Linked DNA regions of Homo sapiens: all the other regions are linked to region 2. The links are chromatin contacts, found by Hi-C or POLR2A ChIA-PET in ENCODE. All regions are on one chromosome and are shown on one strand. Each heading gives the region's core, a stretch centred on a gene start or an enhancer-like site at or near the end of the contact. The rest is flanking DNA. Distances are from core to core; before and after follow the strand shown. Region 1 overlaps LOC105371082 (a long non-coding RNA gene). Region 2 holds the start of HAPSTR1 (HUWE1 associated protein modifying stress responses). Region 3 overlaps TXNDC11 (thioredoxin domain containing 11).

Region 1 (2,700 bases), core at 106-2,605, 2.2 Mb before region 2:
TGACAGCTACAAAGAGTTCTCAAAGTACTTTTTGCTCTCATTTCTTCTTCTTTTTTTTTTTTAACCACAAAGCTACCATCCACACATGCTGAAGCACGACACCCAGGACAAAGGGAGGTGTGTTGAAGCGCTAATCCCCTCCCTTTCTTTAATCCGAACTTCGGGGGAAAATAATGGTGAAACAATTGGTGTGTATTTTACATTTTGCCCTCTTCTCAGATGAACACATTCAGAAATAGTTTGGGCTTCCTCTTCTAGTTCTATTTATTTTTAAATTTAATTATTTGTTTATCTTTCACTCTTTTTGTTTGTTTGTTTGTTTTTTAAAGACAGGGTCTTTCTGTCACCCAGGCTGGAGTGCAATGGTGCAATCATAGCTCACTGCAGCCTTGAACTCCTGGGCTCCAGTGATCCTTCCACCTCAAGCTCCTGAGTATCTGGGACTACAGGCACACGCCACCATGCCTAGCTAATTTTTTAAAAATTTTTTTGTAGAGATGGGGTCTTGCTGTGTTGCCCAGACTGGTCTCAAACTCCTGAGCTTAAGTGATCCTCCCACCTCAGCCTCACAAAGAGCTGGGATTATAGCTGTGAGCCGCTGTGCCTGGCCTATTTTATTTTTTGTAACCCAGGCTAGAGTGCACTTGTGTGATCAAAGCTTACTGCAGCCTCAAACTCATGGGCTCAAGCAATCTTCCCACCTCAGCTTCCCTAGTAGCTAGGGAGTACGCTCAGCTATGTTTTGTATTTTGTGTAGAGATTGGGTTTCATCATGCTGCCCAGGCTGGGCTTGAACTGGGCTCAAGTGATCCTCCCGCCTCAGCCTCATGAGTAGCTGGGATTATAGGCGCACAACACCTTGCCTGGCTTTTATTTTTTATTCTAATTTTATTAAAACAGGACTCATAACTATTCATGTTTTCTACATCCTTTTTGAGAGCCTCCTACATCGATACACTGAGCACAAACACCTGCTGCAAATGCCTCGACTGCTACACTGGAAAGATGGGGCTTTTCACCCCTTTTCCAGATGGGGAAACCAAGGCCCCAGCCTGAAGTGAGTTTGTGTCTGGAGGTTTCAGGGAGGGGCCCAGGATTTGTGGCTGGGGGGCCTGGGCAAGCGAGTCCAGGCCGTGGGGCTGCAGCTGAGAAGTAGAGCATGGTGACTGGGTAAGTGGCTGTTTGTTGCCAGGGCTGTGCCCACGGCGTGGCAGTCTTGGGCTCTGCAGACATTCCCCGGGGAGGGCACATGCAAGAAGCTGGCTGTGCCTCTGCCATGAGCCTCACGTGCCCCTCTCCCCTGCCCAGGCGGCAGGCAGTGGCTTTGGGCCCCTCCTCCCCGTCAGAGCGGCTAGCTGCACAGCCAGACCGCAGACCAGGCGGGGGAAAGTGCAAATGAACCCCAGCTGGCAGCTGAGTTTCTCTTTCCCGTCAAGCAAGTGCCTTATCGTACCGATGCAAGGCGAAGAAGGAGGTGGTGGTGTCGGGGGAGTCTGCAGGGAAGGGGGGAGCCACTGGTGCTGTTTTTATTTTCTTAAGGAATAATGTTTACACGTGAAAGTGCATAAACTATGTTGACTTTAAGTGTCCAGCTTGATCATTTTTTATACCTATATAGTCACCACTCAAATCAGGATCAAGGGCACCCTCAGCCTCCAGAAGGTTCCCTGGAGCCCCTTCCCAGTACACAAGCGACCCCCGGCCCCACTAGCAGAGGTAACCACTGCTGTGCCATCTATAAATAGCAGTGAGATTTGCCTGTTCTTAAACTGTACATAAACCAATCAGTCACTTGGGATGCGTCCCTTCTTGTCTGGTTTGTTTCACACAACACAACACGTGCGAGAGCGGTGCATGACGTGGTGTGTGCAATGGTTTGCAATGTTTTATTGGGGAGCAGTGTCCCATTGTATGGAGGTACCTCAATTTGTTTATCCATTCTCACTGTTGATGGATATTTGGGACGTTTCCCAGTTTGGGATTATTAGGAGCAGAGCTCCTATGAATATCTGTGCACAGATCTTGATGGGCACATGCTTTCTTTGCTCTTGGGTAAATACCTGAGAGTGGGACTGCTGGGTCTCAGCGTAGGTGAATGTTTAACTTTATAAGAAACTGCCCATGGTTTTCCTGCCTGGCTGCCAGAGCTGCTTTAGGAGCTCAGAGGTGTGACTGGTACAACTGCTTGGGGGACCCCAATCCACATCAGAGCAAACCTACAAAACACATCTATGGGCCACATTAAACATAGACTTTAGGTGTACAGCTACTTTTCAGAGAGGCTTTTCTAATTTTACTTTTTGAAGTTATTTGGCCCTGGACCGCTCTGCTGTGTGGGCCTGCTGGAATTTCCTGGCAATGGTATTTGGGTAGTCTGACAACAGACAGCGGAACCCTCAAAGTGTTTTTCATTTCCAGTGAGATTTTTATGAATAACGTAGTCCTTCCCCTTCCTCTGAGGCTTTGTGAACTCCTATTCACACCTCAAAACCCCACTCCAAGACCCACGCCTCCCCAAGTGACAGTTCATTTTCTATATTTATTTGTGTAATTATTTGTTTACTGTAGGCCTCCCCTTTGATGAGGAGCCCCCTGGGAGTGTCAGGCTCTCTGCTGTCCCCCCAGCACCAGCACAAGGCTTGGTGAATACTTGGGACATTTAAGATTTGCCAAATAAATGAAAGACCCAGGTTCTGAGTG
Region 2 (2,700 bases), core at 97-2,596:
TGGTGACGGCGGTGGCTGCGTTTTGGAAGGGGACCCAGAGAGAAAGTCCTGGCTGCTGACACACTCGGTCTGAAAAGCAAGCCAAAAAAAAAAAAAACCAAAAAGAAAAAAGAAACACACATAGAAAGAGAAAGAAAGAGAACAAGAATGTTATTTGCGCGTCAATCACTCCGGAACGGCCATATTAGGTTTCGCCATTTTGTTCAGGGGTTTCGGGATCCCAAACCCAGTGTGAGGACCGGGGGGGCAGGGAGGTCGCGGCGGGGAAAAGGGGATGCCGCAGAGCTCAGGGGCACAGATCAGGGACGAGCCGCGGCGCAGGGAAGCGCCCCCCCTGGCAGTCCCCGCCCCGAGGCCGGCTCAGGGCACAATGGGGCCGCCCCGCCGTCTCCCTTCGCCATTTTGTGACGGGGGCTCCTCCTCTCCCGTCTCCGGGCCGAGGGGGACACCGGGTGGCCGGGCCCGGAGAGCGGGGACCCTCGGACCACCCCAAAGCGGGGCTACCCCCACGCCGGCTCTGGCCTGTCCCCCCAACCCCGGGCCTCCCTCCCGCGGCGCCATCTTGCGGGGAGGGGGCGGCAGGGCCGCGGAGCCACCGGCCGGGATCCCCGAGGCCGCCGCCGTCGCGGCCCCCCGAAGCGGCCGCTGAGCCGATAGGGCCGGGGCCGGGCCCGGGCGGGGGCGGCCAAGCGGTACCAAGATGGCGGCGGCGGCCTCACCTTTGTAGAGCTGGGCCACGGCGGTGGCCGAGTTCTGGAAGAGGTGCCACAGCTTCTGCTGCTTGTGCTCGGGCTGCGCGGCGGCCGCCGCCTCCTCCTGCAGCTCGGGGGGCAGCTGCTCGTCCTGTTCGGCCTCGGCCAGGCACTGCCGCTCCCACTTGGAGAACCAGTGCTCGGGCCCGTGCTCCTGGATCTCGGCCTCGCCCTCCTCCTTCCGCTCCTCCATCCTCCGCGGCCTCCCGCGGCCTCGCCGCCACCGCCGCCGCGTCCTCCTCAGGCGGGGCCCCCGCGGGAGCGTCGTCGTCAAGCGGCCCGGCGGCAGGGCCTGGCGACCGACGGCGCCTTCTCCTTTCAGCGGCCCAGGCCTCCTGCACCCCGACGGCCGGCGAGCCCCGCCCCGCGGCCCCGTGCAACCAGGGACGACCCCCGCCCCAGGCCTTCCCACCCCCGGGCCCGGCCGAAGGTCGCCGCGGACCAGATAACCGCTGCCGCCCCTCGCCTCGGCCGCCGCAGCCTGTCTAACGCCCCCCCATGGCGCTGCGGCCTCCCCACTGCCGCCGCCGCCGCTGATCGCCGAGCCCTCCGCGCAGCTCGGCCTGCACCGCGGAGCCCACCCCAAGACTGAGCAACGTCGTCGTCGTCGCCACCGCCGAGGACGGCTCTGCGGCTGCTGGTCCCCGCCCTACCCCGCCCACATGCTGACAGGAGAAGCACCGCCCACTGGGCCCAAGCTACCCTGCCCGGTTGAGGCGTGGCCGCTCCAAGGGCCCCTATTAGTCGGATCCGGCCGGTTCCGCGTGGCGGCTTCTGAGCACAGCGTCGTGATTGGTTCTTCGGCCTGTCTGCCTGACGTAACCAATTGGCTGGGGGAAGGGAGTGAATGTCAGGAAGGATGAAGGAGGAGGAGGGGGAGGAGCTGACAGTGGTTGCGTCCGAGCCAAGGGGGCGGGTGGGGGGTGGAGGGGAAGAGCTAGAAGGGATGCGCATGCGCACTTGCTCGCTGCTCCCCCCCCCGCTCAGGGGCGTTGAGTGGGGATCACGTGACGAGGCCCAGCGACCGCACCCCGCGGGAGCTTTTCCGGCGTGTACAGGCCCTGGGGGGATGCAAAGTCGAGTGCGGCTCCTGTGCCGCGGGCACTGAGAGGTATAGTGGGTGGTAGCGTGCTTACTCCAGCCCCTGGGGCTCCCAAAGGGAGGAGGGTAGTAGAGAAAGTGAATAAAACGCCCAACTCGTGTCCAAGTTTGCAAAGCGCTTTCCTATTCTTTTGAGTACTCCCCCTTTTTTTTTTTTTTTTTTGAGACGGGGTCTTGCTACGTTGTCGAGGTCTAGACTGCTGGCCTCAGGCGATCTTCCAGCCTCCCAGGGCGCTGGGATTACAGGCTTGAGCCACCGCGCCCGGCCCAGAGTCCCATTTCTTAGACGGGCAAATCGACCATCACAGCCAAAGAAAAACTTCCGAGTTGCGAAGTCGGCTCAGTTGCCCCTGCGCCCTGGCGTCCCCCGAGGACGTCGCGCCTTCCGGGTGGACAGGACCTCGGCGGCCGCCCGCGGAGCCAAGGATAACCCGACGGCCGACGGTGCCCGGTGCCCGCACGCGTGCGTCTGCGCCTTTGCGCGCGCGGCGGCCCCCGCACCTGTCCCGAAAAGCACACTCCCAGGCCACGTGCATGCCCCGCGTCACGTACCGGCCCCTGCCTTCCCCGGCCCGAACCCGCGTGGCGGTGCCGAGCGCTGCGCCCGCCCCTACTCCCCCCGCAGTGCGCGATAGCTGGACGCCCCTGCGGCTGCGCGCCCCCCTCCCCTGTCGGGGCTTTCTCCAGGGTCTGAGGCCCCGGAGAAGGCAGCAACGCAGACAGGCGGTGACCGCACAGAGGCAAAACCCACCATCCCCACCTACATGCCCACGGGAGGCACCATCCGGCCTGGAGCGGCGGAGGGCGCCGGCCAGAGGCAGCGTCGCCCGCAGCCTGCGATAGTGCG
Region 3 (2,700 bases), core at 112-2,611, 2.6 Mb before region 2:
GGGGACCCACTCACATGACTTTGACAGTATCTTCTCTCCAGGGGAAAGTGTCTGCAGCATCATTTAGGGAGTTCCCTGGCTCGCATGTATGACGTTTGCTGTTTTAATTTCCTGCCTCCCTTTTGCGATTCAGCTTGTCATGTTTCTCTAGGAGAGTGTTTCCTTCATATCTATTGAATCATTCCCTTGGTTTTTGCTTTGTATCTCAAAGAATTTTTGCGGGAGTACTTCTGTGGTAGTAGGGTCTTGTCACATCATGCACTAAAAACAGAATGTGACTCACCCTTTTCTACTGCTGACTGAGTTGTGATGAGGCTTTTTCTTTCTAAGAAGTGTTTAAATTACCACATAGTCCAGGAATCACGGACAGTAACACTAACACTTTCATCTGTGTGGGCCAGGAGTTGGGCATGTAGTTTAATGACGTATAATTTTTGAATTCCAAGCATAGTTTGAAAAAATATGAAAATCTTAGCACCCAGCACATGCCTTTTAATGAAGAAGTTCTCAGCAGCTGGCAGAAATGCATCTGTGTAGAGAGACACAGGCGGAACAGGTGGCAGGGTGGGGCGTCATCTGGAGGCCTGCGTCTGGGCTGAGTGACCTTCGTTCTTAGGCTGCCTGGTGTGGGAAACGTGAAGATGTGCGCATTTCTCCGGCCCCATGCTGGGCACTTGCTGCAGGCCCTTACCCTTGTCGTTTCTAAATATCGAACATAAGAAGACTGTCCACTTCTCTTTTAATGTAAGGATGTTGGTAAACCAAAGCTTTATGGCTTTGGAATGGAATTTTTCTCATTTCCTAAAAATAAATGGTAGAAGTAAAGTATGCTCATCATGAGCTGGTCCCAAGCGAGTGTTTGGTTTAGCCAGAAGGTAAATGGGCAAGCAGCGTGAGCTGACAGCTTGCAAAAGAGGAAATGAAAAAGGCTGTTGGATAACATGTAGTAAGACCTTTTTCATTGTCCACCTGCTTATGCTATTTTTAGTGAAAAGAATATGAAATTGTATATTTACTGTGATAAAATATAAACTTGTGCATGTGCTAGGTGGAGATGTTCACAGAGGGGAAAATGTTGAGGTGTTAACATTGATGACTTCAGAGGAGTGAGATTGCAAGTGATTTGAAGGTGCTGCTTGTATGTTTTTACATCCCTTGCAAATTGTCTACAAAGAGCATGTCTTGATTTATAAAAATCATGAAGGAAAAAAATGCAAGAGCCTGTCCTTGGGAGGAAGAGGAAGGGGTGGGGCCTTGAGGGAGACATAGCCTTCCTGTGCAGAGGCATCTTGGAGCCACTTGCTCCACCGAGCAGGTGCTCCTCCAGCCAGCACTTGCGTCAGACTCTGTGTGACATTGCAAAATATAGGTGCTCTGGCCTGGCCCTGGGCCAGGGTGATGAGGGGGAGATGGGTGCTCCTGTCCACCAAGAGACTCTGATGTGTCCCAGGGGAAGAATCACAGTTTTTTAGAGGTGTGCCCTGCCACTCCCTCAGGGTTAGAGGAGAGTTGCATAGACATGGGGACCTCTTCCCACCATAGTTTCACATGACTGCTTTCCTGGAAGTAGACTGTTGACATTCTCTGTCCCTGCTACTTTCACAAAGTGTGGCAGTATTTTAGTGTGCCCATTAGGGACATTGATGGAGAGTGCACCAAGACCTCTTAGTTAGCAGATAGCATGCTCACGGATGTCACTGTCCTGTAAATGTCTGGAGGTAGACATCCTGAGGGATCTTGGCAGCTTTTTCTGGGAAGTAATTCACGTTTACTCTGCCTTACAAGACCAGGCTTGTGCCGCAGAACGTGGGGGCAGGTCCAGCGTCTGGTATTCTTCCATGGGCCCACTTGACAGGGCCACGATGTGTTTTCAGTTGTTGTGGGGTTTTTTGGTTTTCTGTTTTTGAGACAAGGTCTGACTCTGTTGCCCAGGCTGGAGTGCAGTGGTGCAATTACGGCTCACTGCAGTCTTGAACTCCTGGACTCAAGTGATCCTCCCACCTCAGGCTCCTAAGTAGCTGGATCTACAGGTGTGTGCCACCTTGCCTGGCTAATTTTTTTATCTTACTTTTTATACAGATGAGGCCTTACTATATTGTCCAGGCTGGTCTCAAACTCCTGGCCTCAAGCGATCCTCCCACCTCAGCCTCCCAAAGCACTGGGATTACAGGCACACAGCACCACACCCAGCTTTGTCATTTGAATGGCTGGGCCCCACTTGAAGAAAGCTTATATGTTAAGAAAACTAAGCTTTAAAGGAGGGGATGGTTGAATGTTTACCCCAAAATTATAAAACAATTTACGGCCGGGTCCAGTGGCCCTGGGCAGCCAGGCTCTGGAGTCCCTGCTGTTGACTTCCATTCTGTTAACACCTGAGGGAGACAAACTCGGCTGCCGGCCCACCTCATACCTAAGTGCATAAAGCTGGTAGTTTTGATCAATTGCAGCCAGGCTGTACAGGCACAGGTAAATAGATATGTGAGAGAAACATCATCAGACGATTAAATGACAAGTTCTGAAGAGGAATTTTCTAGATCTCTAGATCAGGACCTGGAACAAAGCTGTAGGGAAAACCCCTTTCTATGTCACCTTCCTTCCTTATTCTGTGCTCTCAGGGCTGGGCAGCCTGAATTCATAGTCCTTTGGTTGGGCTGTTTGCCAGTTATCAGGTTGCCAGGTGTGAGCCAGATGTACCTGGGG

The links. Hi-C counts contacts between places; a loop is a spot of excess contacts on that map. ChIA-PET counts read pairs that join two places held with the same protein, here RNA polymerase II (POLR2A). Pooled maps may share reads with other maps.
Region 1: a pooled map shows a loop between it and region 2 (2.5-fold over the local background). The contact joins the enhancer-like site here to the promoter of HAPSTR1 in region 2. A Hi-C loop is called at or near these places in 2 of 50 pooled maps. POLR2A ChIA-PET finds 5 or more read pairs at or near these places in 2 of 52 experiments (IMR-90 and activated T-cell).
Region 3: a map of gastrocnemius medialis shows a loop between it and region 2 (4-fold over the local background). The contact joins the enhancer-like site here to the promoter of HAPSTR1 in region 2. A Hi-C loop is called at or near these places in 1 of 168 maps with a recorded cell type or tissue (gastrocnemius medialis) and 2 of 50 pooled maps. POLR2A ChIA-PET finds 5 or more read pairs at or near these places in 1 of 52 experiments (Panc1).

The regions. Positions count from the first base shown.
Region 1 is chr16:11,296,391-11,299,090 of GRCh38, reverse strand. All of the region lies in intron 1 of LOC105371082 (a long non-coding RNA gene), which reads right to left. Among named protein-coding and RNA genes, the nearest start is that of MIR548H2, 8.8 kb to the left of the region's middle. RefSeq lists enhancers at 111-160, 614-1,297, 1,429-1,608. Within about 2 kb of position 1,355, at least 19 of the 41 ENCODE cell types and tissues checked have a DNase peak (open chromatin) inside an H3K27ac peak, as active enhancers do.
Region 2 is chr16:9,090,290-9,092,989 of GRCh38, reverse strand. HAPSTR1 (HUWE1 associated protein modifying stress responses) reads right to left here and starts at 1,346. Exons shown (of 4, transcript NM_014117.3): 1 at 720-1,346; 2 at 1-69. The coding sequence starts at 945. RefSeq lists enhancers at 1-46, 2,316-2,700 and silencers at 197-696, 907-1,246, 1,417-1,486, 2,275-2,405.
Region 3 is chr16:11,680,377-11,683,076 of GRCh38, reverse strand. All of the region lies in intron 11 of TXNDC11 (thioredoxin domain containing 11), which reads left to right. Among named protein-coding and RNA genes, the nearest start is that of SNN, 13 kb to the right of the region's middle. RefSeq lists an enhancer at 1,502-1,858. Within about 2 kb of position 1,361, at least 17 of the 41 ENCODE cell types and tissues checked have a DNase peak (open chromatin) inside an H3K27ac peak, as active enhancers do; they include gastrocnemius medialis, where a contact is called at or near this core.